2 separate regions of the Homo sapiens genome follow, and region 2 is linked to region 1. The links are chromatin contacts, found by Hi-C in ENCODE. All regions are on one chromosome and are shown on one strand. The core of a region is the stretch at or near the end of the contact, and the rest is flanking DNA. Distances in the headings are between cores, read along the strand shown.

What was found. A loop is a pair of places that touch in the nucleus more often than their neighbours do. Pooled maps may share reads with other maps.
Region 2: a loop to region 1 is called in a map with no recorded cell type, with 8 times the contacts of the local background. The contact joins two enhancer-like sites. A Hi-C loop is called at or near these places in 2 of 37 single-sample maps with no recorded cell type and 4 of 50 pooled maps.

Annotation. Positions count from the first base shown.
Region 1 is chr9:3,474,290-3,481,263 of GRCh38, forward strand. The region is part of intron 1 of RFX3 (regulatory factor X3); the gene reads right to left. Among named protein-coding and RNA genes, the nearest start is that of RFX3, 48 kb to the right of the region's middle. RefSeq lists enhancers at 1,313-1,462, 3,982-5,181, 4,204-4,253. Within about 2 kb of position 4,367, at least 7 of the 41 ENCODE cell types and tissues checked have a DNase peak (open chromatin) inside an H3K27ac peak, as active enhancers do.
Region 2 is chr9:4,937,743-4,944,681 of GRCh38, forward strand. It overlaps the pseudogene HNRNPA1P41. Among named protein-coding and RNA genes, the nearest start is that of JAK2, 44 kb to the right of the region's middle. Within about 2 kb of position 1,474, at least 4 of the 41 ENCODE cell types and tissues checked have a DNase peak (open chromatin) inside an H3K27ac peak, as active enhancers do.

The DNA of each region.
Region 1 (6,974 bases), core at 3,117-5,616:
TTAAAATGTTAGTGAGAAGTATGCAGCACTTTTTATGACCTACTGTTTTAACTTTTTCTATTAACAGTCAAACTACAAGAACCAATCTCATCAGAAAAGATCCCTTGTCAAATACAGACTATGAAAGTACCACTGAAGTTTCAAAGTTCCTTTACCTACACCATTTGCAAGAAGGAAATTCCGTGATTGTCTCATTGGTTATAAGACTTCCCCGAAACACAAACTCATAGAAGCTCATAATATCAATGACGCTTTTAAAATTAAAGTTAAAAGGTTTAGTATCACTGTCTCCAATTTATAGATGAGATTACTGACTCAGAAGAAACATATCTAAAAGTAAGTCAGCCAACAAGTGGCAGCCAAGACTCTGAATACAGATTTGTCTCCAGAAACAGTGCTTATTTGCCCAAACCACAAAATATTGCAGTATAATCTTTAAAAGAATCAAAGACAGGTTTGCAACAATACACCATTAGAACCCTAATCAATCTAAATGTCTGTGAAACAGAAAATGACCAAACTAGCAGCCAGGTATGGTGGCTCATGCCTGTAATCTCCGCACTTTGGGAGGCCAAGGAAGGAGAATCACTTGAGGCAACCAAGAGTTGAAGACCAGCCTGGGCAACACAGGAAGATCCCATCTCCACAAAAAGTAAAAAATTAGCTGGGTGTGGTGACACATGCCTATAGTCCTAGCTACTCGGGAGGCTGAGGCAGGAAGATTGCTTGAGCCCAGGTGATCTAGGCTGCAGTGAGCTATAATTGTGCCACTGCACTAACAGCCTGGGCAACAGAGCAAGACCCTGTCTCCAAAAAAAAAAAAAGAAAGAAAAAGAAAAAGGAAGGAAGGAAGGAAGGTAGGTTGCCAACTATAAACAGTTATAAATGGATGCTTATAAGCATTATATCTTCATCTTGAACACTGTAGGGTCCAGCCCCACAGGGTCAGTGGGTTTTTCTCCCCGTGTGCAGAGACGAGAGATTGTAGAAATAAAGACACAAGACAAAGAGATAAAAGAAAAGACAGCTGGGCCCGGGGGACCGCAACCACCAAGACGCAGAGACCGGTAGTGGCCCCGAATGCCAGGCTGTGCTGTTATTTATTGGAAACAAGGCAAAAGGGGAAGGGTAAGGAGTGTGAGTCATCTCCAATGATTGACAAGGTCACATGAGTCACATGTCCACTAGACAGGGGGCCCTTCCCTGCCTGGCAGCCAAGGCAGACAGAGAGAGAGGGAGAGAGAGAGGACAGCTTATGCTACTATTTCTGCATATCGCATATACAGCGTATGCAATAGCATACGCTATTATTTCTGCATAATATTACAATATTGTTTCTGCATATCAGAGACTTTTAGTACTTTCACTAATTTTGCTACTGCTGCCTAAAAGGCAGAGCCAGGTGTACAGGATGGAACATGAAAGTGGACTAGGAGGGTGACCACTGAAGCACAGCATCACAGGGAGACAGTCAGGCCTCCAGATAACTGTGGGCAGGCTTGACTGATGTCAGGCCCTCCACAAGAGGTGGAGTAGAGTGTCTTCTCTAAACTCCCCTGGGGAAAGGGAGACTCCCCTTCCCAGTCTGCTAAGTAGTAGGTGTTTTCCCTTCGCACTGACGCTACCACTAGACCACAGTCTGCTTGGCAACAGGCATCTTCCCAGACGCTGGCGTTACCGCTAGACCAAGGAGCTCTCTGGTGGCCCTGTCCAGGCATGACAGACGGCTCACACTCTTGTCTTCTGGTCACTTCTCACTATGTCCCCTCAGCTCCTATCTCTGTATGGCCTAGTTTTTCCTAGGTTATGATTATAGAGCGAGTATTATTATAATATTGGCATAAAGAGTAATTGCTACAAATGATTAATGATACTCATATATAATATATATAATATATACATATAATTCATATGATATTCATATATAATCATGTCTATGTAGATCTAGTATAACTCTTGTTGTTTTATGTTCTTTATTACACTGGAACAACTCGTGCCCCTGGTCTCTTGCCTCGGCATCTGGATGGCTTGCTGCCCACAGAATATAATCATAAACATCATCTATAAGCTGAACTTATTAAGTGCCAAGAGAGGATCATCAAATATAGGGCACTGGAAGGTAGCTAGTTTATCAGCATTGATGCAAAGTTTAGTATTTATGGACTGCTTGAAAACAGGGGAAGAGATGAAGTAGCTCAGTGACAGCAATCACCATTAAGATGATGCCATTAAACCAAGTCAATTTTAGAAACTAGAGGCACAGACAAACAGCACCTTATCTCTGCCTTATAAGGTAGTGATGCATTCATGTTGTATTATAAATTCCAGAAGAGAACCATATCTGTAAAACTATGAAGGAATCCATCTTTTATGTATCATAAGCCCATCAATACAACTTTATAAGAATTGCTTTATTCAGTTGTGTTTTAAATAACTGGAGAAAAAAATGTTACAAACAAAAACGCATTTATTGGAATTGACAGGAAGAGGGAAGTTTTTGAAAGAAGGCCAAGAATATTAAAGCACCGGATATTAAGGTGTAAAGCAGTATTTAAAAGCTTGGGCTTTAGTGTTAAACAGACCACAGCTCAAATCCTAGCTCCACCACTTACTACTTAAATGACCTTGGGCAAGTCACTTTCTTTCTTAATTCAATTTTCCCCATCTATAAAATCTAGATAACACACCCTAGTGAGATATTGTAATGAGAAAATGATGTAATACATATATGTCACTAGCTCATAGTTATCATTCAAAATTTATGTAATAATTATTTTCAGTATAATTTTTGTTCTAATTTTTGTTTTACCTGAAACCAAAATTTTCATTACTTTTATAAACACTTCTCCAGACAGCAAAGTATAATTCCAATACAGAATCACAATTTATACTATACAAAAGACATGGATTTAGAGCCTATCCCTAACAAAAACTTCAATCTATTATTCAATCTATTTGTACATGTCTTTCATAATGCCTGTAGTTACCTTTAACCATTCCTCTTTATTTCTTCACACGGATTAAAATTTACCATTAAGTGTCCTTTCATTTCAACCTGAAAGACTCCCTTTAACATTTCTTAGAGTTCGTGAGAATCCTTTCAGTTTTTATCTATTTGGAAACGTCTTAATTTCACTTTCAGTTTTGAAGAAAAGTTTAGCTAAATAGAGAATTACTGGTTGACAGTCTTTTACTTTCAATGTTGAAAATGTCTTCTAGCCTCCAGGGTTTCTCGTAAGTCAGCTATTAAGCCTATTGAGGATTCCTTGTAACAAGTCATTTTTCTCCTGCTACTTTCAAGATTTTTCTTTAAATTCAACTATGATGGGTCTAGGTATGGATCACTTTGGGCTTATTCAACTTGGATTACAGTGAGCTTCTTGGATGTGTAGCACAGAGTAATATTTTTCAGCAAGTTTGGAAAGTTTTCTGCCATTTTTTTTTAAATATTCTTTCTGCCTCATTCTCATCTTCTGGGAATCCTATAATGTCCATGTTGGCACAACATTTAATGGAGTCACATAAGTCTTTTGAGACTCTGTTCATTTTTCTTTCTGATCCTCACATTGAACAATCTCTATTGACCTAACTTCGAGTTAAAAGATTCCTTCATTTGCCAATTTATATCTGTTGTTGAGCTCCTCTAGTGAATTTTTCATTTCAGTTATTATACTTTTAAGCTCCAGAACTTCCTTGTTTTTTAATAATTTCTATCTTTATTGATACTCTTTCTCTGGTGAAACACCATTCTGATGCTTCCCTTTAATTCTTTAGACATGGTTTCATTTAGTTCTTTGAATGTATTTGTAATAGCTAACTTAAAGACTACAAAGTCTAAAATCTAGGCTCCCACAGGGACTTTTTTTGTTCGTTTTTTATTATTTGTCTCTGTGTGTTTTATTTCCTGTTTCTTTGCATTTCTCAATTTTTGTTAAAACTGAACATTTTAGGTAATATATTTTAACAAATCTCATATCAGATTGCTCCACATTATTCCCCTAAATTTTTTAATCATCAGTGTGTTGTTTTTCTTGATGCTGATTCTTTAGTACTTTCATGAACGAATTTTACAGATCCTGTATTCCCCGTAGTGTGTGGCCACCGAGTTCTCTGCTAGAACTTTTTTTTTTTTTTTTTTTAGGATCTTGTTTTTATTTGTAAGCCTGGCTTCCAAGAAGTCATACCTGGACCAGTAAAATGTAGTAGTCAACCAATGATCATTTAAAAGATTTCCTTAAATGCTTTGCCTATATGTCTTCTACCTTTTGCCAAAGAAATCTTCATGAGAAGTCATACCTTCAAACTTCAGGAAGCTTACAAATAGCACTGATTTTCACTTCCTGCTTACACAGTGCCTCAAGATCAGTCAGAGGTGACATTCTCCTTTCCCAGGTCATTTCCGGGCATGTGTACAGACTTGCACATTGTACAGCCTTTTAAATACCCAGGAATATGCCAGAGCTTTCCAAAGTTCCCTATAGTTGGCTAGTTCTCCAGACTTTCCTTTTAAATTCCTGGCCAGATTCTTCCTTTGCCTCAACTGAAATCACAGCCTTAGGCAATTGACATTTTGCCAACAGTTTGCTATTGTTTCAGTAATGCCCTGGGGGTAAGCTTTTTCTTCCCCCAACTGAGCTGAGTTCAGAGTCAAATCAAATATCCAGCCACTCTCTCTGAAAAGAGTTTTCCCAGGGAGCTGCAAGTTGGGACAAAATATTAACTGTGCTCTGGGGATAGTGCCTTCAATGGGGCTCCAGAAGTGGTCAGCTCTCTCCATTGTCTGCAATACTGCCAGCTTTTAGCTACACCACTAAGCTGGAGAGAGAGATGAGAATAACCCCAAGTTAAAATATCGCAGACCCCACTGGTCTTCCCAAGATTCACTAGTTTTCTCTTGGACAGATGATTTTCAATTCATACTCCTGCTTAATTGCCAGAATTCTAAAATGGCTGATTTTCATTATTTTACCCATATTTTTGTTGTTGTATAGGCAGCACAAATTCACTGAGGCCCTCACTCCACCATTCTGGAAGTTGATCAAGTTCTGTAATATTCTGAATTTATAATTTTCAGGACAAAAAGATCTTAACCAAAAAAAACAAACCCTCACTTAGTTTGATTTTTTAAAAATATACTTAAAATTTTTAGATCACTGATTCTTATCTCTAATAGAAACTTATGAAAAAAATCTGTATTTCAGTACTTAAATGAGAGTGAAACAGATCTGTGAGACAGGAAAAAATAAACTGCATAAACAATTTATCACATCTTTCCTGTTAACTAATATGTGAATCATCAAAAACAAAGGTGATTACTGGTCTCAGAGCCACTCTCAGTCCTAAACGGCCTCTCAAATCTTTTGGGGACAACAGAAACAAGTAAAAGTGAGGAGGAAAGCCTAGTCCATCTTGTCTTACTTGGCTGACTGAGGCCAAAACCAACTATACTCTGATAGTAAGAAATTTTTTTAAAACCACAGAAAACTGGAAGTGGGAAATCGACAGAAAAGAAGAATCAGATACTTGACTTAGGAGGCAACCCTATCTCTTGAGATTTCTCTGAAGAGACTCAGAACAGAGATTGAGTTTACCTCAGATTCACCCAAGTATAGGCCAAAATCGCGGGCTTCTGGAAGAGAAAAGAGTTGTTCATTACTATTTCTCTTTTGTTAGCTGGTATTGGCAAGCCAAGGAAAGACCAAAACTGTCAAGGTAGGCCGAGAAAAGTAAACATCTTTTAGCAAGGCTTTTATTTTCAAGAATATTGTCGCATGTTTCTTTTGCTTTTCTTTTGTTGTGTAACAAACCACCCCAAAACTTACTGGCACAACAACCACCATTTTATTTGGTCATAATTCTGCAATCTGAGCAGGGCTCAACTAGGCAGTTCTTACAGTCATCTTGCTGGTGGTCATTCATACTACTGCTTTCAGCCAGCAGGTGAGAAATGAGATCAGCTAGGATACTAGCATGGCTAAGCATCTCTCTCCATGTAATCTCAGAAATTCTCCCTCTCCATGTGGCCTCTTTTCCACTGGGTCTCTCTAGGAGAACGGTCAGATTCTTACATGATGATCCTCTCTCTCGAAAACACAAAAGCATAAGTTGTCGGGCCTTTTTGCACCCAGACCTGGAAGAGCTTTAATCCCTTTGCATTCTCTTTGTTAAAACAAGCTACAGGCCCAACCCAAACTGAAAGGAAAGTGACTTCACACGAGCATGAATGCCATCAATGTAATAGACAACTAAAACATTCAGGCCAATGTTCAGATGACTGGAATGGACACAACCACAAGAAACTATAAAATGGCTAAAGCTTGAAGACTGAGCAATTATAGTCAGATTCTATTCTCTGTTCTTTCCCACAATGAGAGTCAATCTACGTTCACCAGGAATCTTAATTATAAGTGGAACCTGTTAATCACTTAAAAGCCATATGACCTTAGACAAGTCAATTAATCTCTCTAAGCTTCAGCTGCTGTATTGTAAAACAGGAAAAATTATACATGCCCTGCCTGTCTTAGAGGAACGCTGTAGAATAAATAAGAGCTTTGAAAGCTGTAAACTGCTATACAAATATAAGGAAATATTATTTAGCTGACAGGATGGTAAGTATAATCAACCTAGCTAGGCTCCATTCTCCTCCCTATTAATAAAATTATAACCATCATCAATTACCCTATATGCTAAATGACTACCACAGCAATATTATATATAATAGCAAGCTAAAATTACATTATGTTTTGTTACTATGAAGAATAATAACACTAACTACAATTTATTATTGTCCAATTATATGTCAGGTGCTGTTGGTTACTTTGGATAATCTATAACCCTTACAATAACTCAATACGGTAGGTATTATCCCTCATTTACAAATAAAGAAACTGACACTTGGCTACTTTAAGTAACCTGCCCATAGTTACACAGCCAGCAAATGAAAAATCCATTCTTAGCATCTAATGCCTAATAGG
Region 2 (6,939 bases), core at 224-2,723, 1.5 Mb after region 1:
TTTCTCATTAAGATAAGGCAATCTTAAAATCATTAGAGAACTCACAAATGTGGCTATAAAAATAACAACAGTTACATAATTAGATTTCCTTGGCTGAAACCACTAATAAGACATTGCCAAATTTTAGCTTATTGTTGAAGATAAATCTCTCTCACCCATTCTCTCTCTCTCTTACACACACACGTGCACACACACACACACAATTTTTATTTTTCTGGCTTAGCATACTTTTATTTTAATTATAGGTTTTATCGTTTTTCACCATGTTAACAGAACAAAGTTGGTTTGTTGTTGAAGGATATGATTTAAATGGATAGCTATTGCTGTGGTTTACTGAAAGCACAATACTGCATTATTTTGAAAATATGTTTAATGAAGCATATTTTCATTTAAAGCATACCTGTACTTAATGGAAATTTTTGAGATCCATCATTTCTAAAGATGAAGAGAAGAGGCTGTGTAGCCACCAAATGCTTGCTGGCCCTCTAACGCCTAAAGTGCTACATTTATTTATTATAAGAATATAGAGATAATAAGACTGTTTATGAATTACAAATCAATAATGAAATAACTCTTGGGCTAAGGACAAAATCAAATGGAAATTATAAATCACATAAATATGAATGGGCACAGAAGCATTACTCTACAAAATCTGTGGGGTATGGTCAACATGTTGTTCAGAGGGAAATCTATAGCTTTCAATGTCCATATCAGAAAAGAAGAGACATGGAGAATAAATTAACCAAACTTTCAAATCAAAATTTAACTTCCTAATTCAACCATCAAACAAACAAACAAACAAACAAACAAACAAATAAAACACAAAGTAAAGAGAATGGAAAAAAATGTAATGGCAGGAAATAATGTGATAGAAAAGGATAATAGAGGCTGCTGAACTTGAGGAAATCCTCCTTTTACACAACAAGGATGTCAGCTGCCCAGACTCTGACTTGGAGACTCACCTCCCAGCCCAAGGAATATGCGTTATGAGAGTAAGAAATACATGATTACACCTCTGCATGGATGACTGCAAAGGGGACAATAATAACTAACAATAAGACCCATGTGTCAAGCATTATGCCAGGCAGCTTATATAAATTATATGGTTTAGTTGTATTTCTTCCTCATTTTCTGATAAGAATATTGAAACACAGGATGGCCTAGTAATTTCCTCAATACTGAGGGACAGTAATTAATGTAGCTGGAACTTGAACTTCAGAAGGGTTATTAAGTGGGGTTTAATTTACCACATGTTGTTAAAGATGCCATTGGCTTTAGAAACATCTTGTTTTGAAAATTCGTATCTGTTTGGGAAGATCATGATACTATCAGTCGGTCATGCTTTAGAGTGAAATGGTTCAAACAGATTGCTTTCCTTTCAACAGCTAGCTGAGGTTAGCTGTGTTAAGAGAATGGGAGTTTTGAAGTGGTTAAAGAGAAAGAAGTAATGCAGGAGTGGCACTGCTTAGAGGCTAACACCCCCATCGGAATACTGGGCAGCTGGTAAGCAAAAGTACAGAAAGGGAAGTGAGAAGATGCCAAAGATAAACTCTATTTCAAAATTCTGACTATGGTCAGCCCCACCCTCAAGAAGAGAGGGACAGGTTCTTCCTCTTTTTCTGTCCTGTACAAAGCAATCTCCTATTCCCAGGACCAGGAAGTTCAGGTCCAAGGGCCACTCTAAGGAAAATAGAGTTGGAAGGGACTTTAGGGGTCCTATCCAGTCTACTCACCACAAGGCCTCCCACACCCTCCTGCATGAATCCTCCAAACTCCTCCTGACCATCTTTGCATCTTTGTTGCTCCTTTGTTGTCTATTTGGGGCTCGAGTTAGTTGTTAGAAATTCCTTTCTATCAGCCAACAATCTTATCTCCCTTCAACTTCCCCTCATTTGTCTTATATCTGCCCCTGGAATTGCCCAGTCTGTGTGGTATTTGTTCCAATGGAATTTGATCTGTCATATACTGTTGCTTTTGGCTGATTTGCTAAATTGACTGGATCTCTCTCTAAACTCAATGATTTGGATCAAGGTAAATGCTGGTAAAATGTGCCAGCAATTTCTTTTTCAGAAAGATCTTGCTATTGCTCTGTTACTTTTGTTTGTTTGTTTTTTTTTAAAGAATGTTCCCAATAGATTCATTTTGAGGGAATAGATTCACCTATGAATCCATGGAGTGACCCACACAAAACACCTACATAAAAAAGAAACAAAAAGAGTATGTTTTCTTACTGACAAACACTACTTGAAAGCTCTTCAAGTCCTTCGTGGTATAATAAAGTAAATAGATATTGAGAAGAAGAGATCATCTAGTTAACAAACATGGAAAAATGTTCCACCTCACTTTTAATTTTAAAAGTGATAAGATACCCCTTCCATTCATTTGGCTACAAAGCATAGCAACATTTATAATAATATTTAATGTTTGTTAGTACTATAGTACATTACCAGTAGAATTAGAAACGTCTTTTAGAAATTGATTTAGCTATATGTATTGAGATCTTTTAGTTTTATTTATTTAGTAATTTTTAGAGGCAGGGTCTTGCTATGTCGCCCAAGCTGTTCTTGAACTCCTGAGCTCAAGGGATCCTTTTGCTTCAGTCTCCCAAGTAAGTAGAATGACAGGTGCAAGCCACTGCACCTGGCTATCAGGAGATTTTAAAATATTCTCATCCTTTCACCTAGTAGAATCTCCTGGGTATTTGTACTAAGGAAATAATCCAGAGATTAAAAAAATATGCCTACGGTTTGCACTTCTCACAGGAAAATTATTCATAATAGTGAAAAATTAGTCACAGCCTAAAATCTAACAACAGGAAATAGTTTAACTAGATTATGGTGCATCCACTCAATGGAAGATTATACAGCCATTTCAAATAACGATTATGAAAAAAACATTATATGTAATCTATATTGTCCTAGTGGAAATATCTTAGGTAAGTCAATGGTAGCGAATCAGAAAAATATTGAGACTCAGTAGTTTTTAGCCACATGAAAAATTCTTGCAGTATATAAAAAACAATGTATACAAAGAAATGCACCAAAATTATTATTATGACAGAAAAAGGGTGGGAGAAGTGTTTTTATATTTAATCAAGAGCTGTACTGTATAACTGAATTGTTTGCCAGCGGAGCAGAAGGCAGATGGCTTGGTTAAACTCACACATTCTTGCCCACTCCAGCTATTTTTATAAGGCTCTTACGGTTTTAGGATTTTCTTACATTTTTGTTGATTCTTGTACTCTATTTACTTCTTCTCCAACTTCATTATGGAATATTATCTAGTGTTTATTATTTGTCTGGGGTCCCCATTGATATTAGCAAAAAACACTGGTCATTGGGTTGTACTTGATTATTTGAGTCTTCAAAGCTCCTTGTCATTGCATATTGCGGGACTGAGAGTTAATATAAGGATATGATTCTATCAATCAATTTTCACAGATATATATGTCACTGAACACGAAATATGGGATATATTAGTCAGCTATTGTTACAATGCTGAGTAATAAACAGCTCCAAAACTCAGTGGCTCATAAAAATAAGCCTTTATTTTCCTTGTTCATGAGCCTGTGGATGATCTGGGATGCTCTGCTTCTTTTGCAGGACAGCTGGGCTTATATCAAAGCCTCAAGTTGGGATCAGGCCTGCTTCACATGTTCCCAAATCCCATTAGCTATCTGAGGCATATTCTTCTCCTGGTGGATTATGAAAGGCAAGAGGCCAAGTCAGGAGAATTGCTTGAACCCAAGAGGCAGAGACTGCAGTGAGCCGAGATTGTGCCACTGCACTCCAGTCTGGGTGACAGAGTAAGACCCTGTCTAAAAAAAAAAAAAAAAAAAAAAAAAAAGAGGCCAAGTCAAACTACTTAAGGCCTATGCTCATGTGTGCTATCATTTAATTGATCAAACCAAATCACATATGTAATTATGCCCAACATCAATGAGAGAGGGAAATAACTCCCATTAGAAGTTCACCTGACAGAAGGAGGGGGTAAAGAATTGAGAGCAATGATCTAATGTACCATAGGGACAATGTACAAACAGATTAATTTAAATAATTGGAAAGAAATACCTACTGACTTGCAGAATAGGTAGGATTATCTCCATGTGTGAAAAATATCCTATTTTTCGATTAGACTAATGAAAACTTAATAAAATAGTTGTTACCATATATTTCTTTTAAAGAATATGCAGTATCAATATATTTTAAGGACAGCTAAACATCCTGGGTGTTTAGCCAAGTAGAAACTGGTCCAGCTTTGACTATCCTGGGTGTTTAGCCAAGTAGAAACTGGTCTAGTTGTAAGTGGATTTTTTTGTTGTTGTTTATTCTTGGGGACCGAGTCTCGCTTGGTCACCCAGGCTGGAGTGCAGTGGTGCGATCTTGGTTCACTCCAACTTCTGCCTCTGGGGTTCAAGAAATTCTTGCGCCTCAGCCTCCCTAGTAGCTGGGACTACAGGTGTGTGCCACTACACCTAACTATTTTTTTTATTTTTATTTTTTGTATTTTTAGTAGAGATGGGGTTTCACCATGTTGGCCAGGCTGGTCTTGAACTCTTGACCTCAAGTGATCCACCCGCCTTGGCCTCTCAAAGTGCTGGGATTACAGGCATGAGCCACTGTTCCCGGCCTGTAGGTGGATTTCTGGCTTTGGGTTACACACACACACTTGTTTATAGGAGTTTGTAAGTAGGGAGTAAAATGTACTCTGAAAGGAAATCACTTGATAGGAACCACTATTTGGTAAGAAGAGGTGACTCAAGAAAAGAAGTTCCTTGTGGTTTTAAACTTTATTATGCTCCAGGTCCCTACAAAAATATGCTTTCTTTCTCCTTCTTCTTCTTCTTTTTTTTTAATAAGCTGATTTAAGGCAAAAGCTTTTAGCTAAATGTTACTGCTTTAAATTTTTCAAAACGAGAACACTTCTCAGCAAAATTTTTTATTTCTTTGTTTTAGTGTAGAAAGCAAAAGCAAGGGATAACTAAGTCTGAGTTCAAGCTAGATATATTTGTTTACATTGGAACAACAGCTTTAAAGTCTAGGAAAGAAGTGCTGATAGCTCAGAAGAAAAAGCAAGTAATGGGTTCCAGTAAAGTTGGTTAGGGAATTTTGTTTGTTTAATTTTTAAATTAGTAGGGGCCTTTCTCCAAAATGTTTGTTTTTAAGATTCAGGTTAAAATTTGCATAGATACAAGAGATGTGGGAATTAGTCAATATCAGAGAAAGATGCTGAGGTAATTTCCATTTCAGAAAATTTATCTAGCTTTGCCTAAATGGATAAATGGAGACATTTGAAGCATAAGAGTTTGGCATTTCATGTCCCAGCTTAGAGGACTTCCACTTGAAACAGAACAATTGGTTTGAAGCACAGTATCTAGATCCTTTCTCCAAAGAGAAAGAAAATTGCCCATTCAACCAGCAATTATCTCTAATTAAGGAATGGAAGCACAAGTTTTCGGTAGTATCACTACCTGGCAGTCTGCATGCAATCAAGCAAGGCAAGGTTCCTATATCCACAGGAGTTTTTTCTTGACTAGAAAAAAAAATTAGGATAATTAAGCAAGTTGTAGCAATCATTTTTTACGATCAAAAAGACTGCAACAGATTTAATTAATTCTTTGGTAGATGCAGAAAGTAGTATTTATGCTTTTCTAAAGGCCAGTATTCACCGTGGACTAACAGCAAAATGTTTCAATACCATCTCAGCAGAGTCTGTATTTGATTTCACAGTATTCTGTAAAGTGTCAGGCATTTTAGAGATATCGCTAACAGAAAGGTTATGCTTTCTAAATACAGTCACACAACTACTTCGTACCTATGATATAATTAGACTGTGACACTCTTGAGGACATCTAAACTTCAACCTGTTTAAAAATATAAATCCCTATGAACGATCAAAGAAAATGTGCTTCAGGCAATTTATCTGCAGTAAAATGATTTAACTATGGGACAATCATGTTCATTTCTTCATATCTTTAATATAAAGTTTACCATTTAAAATGATTTCATTGCTTAGCTGGAAAGCTATACTCTACTGACTAGTATAAGATTTTTTAAAATCTTGTTTGTTTCTTCTTCAGAGAAATGGTAGAGTTTTTAAAATAAAAAGTGCATTTATTTCTTTATAACATTAATATCTGTCACTATAAATAACTTGAAAAATCTTCCAAAGTGTCAACACCTGAAGTCAATTGTGTGTTTCCTTTCAGGTTTTTTTTTTTCAAGAGAATTAAATCGTTTATTGATTATGCATGATAATGGAAGGTACACAAACTTCATTCCCATCTATAATTTTATTGGGTACCATTATTCAATTTAGATATATTGCATAGGATATGCCAACAATCGTTTTAATAACCAATAATTCCATGATTTTGCTTTGCTAATCCCTTTTAATGGTGAACTTCAGGTCACAACAGTAACTATCAGTTCAACCACACCAAGGTTTCTGAAGACAATGGTTTCTCCACCCAAGCAGGTTGTATATAAATTCCAAAAAGAACCTGGCATCACCCTGAAGGAACTCTAACTTCACACTGTAGGGGAAATTTACCAAGATGGCTTCAGAGTAGAACAACTTTACACAGCACATTAAAAAAAAAAAAGACATTTATTCAGCGTCCCAATCAGGCTATTATATTTAGCAATCAACAGCATAGGTGAAAAAAAAATCTACATTAAAACCCTTTGTTGGCATGGTTTACACTTTCCACAGAACAGAAACTAAAATAACCTGTTACACAATTAGTCACAAATACAGTCCTCGAGTTTTTTGCCCACACACATGAGTATTTGTCTAAAACATGTCTGCTTTGTAGCAGCTGGGCCCTGCCACCACTGTGCTTGGCTGAGTTCACAAATCTGTTGTAACCTGTAGCTTCCCTGTCACTTCTCTGGCTCTCCTCTCCTGCTAAGCTTTGTTTCCTAATTAAAATCTTCT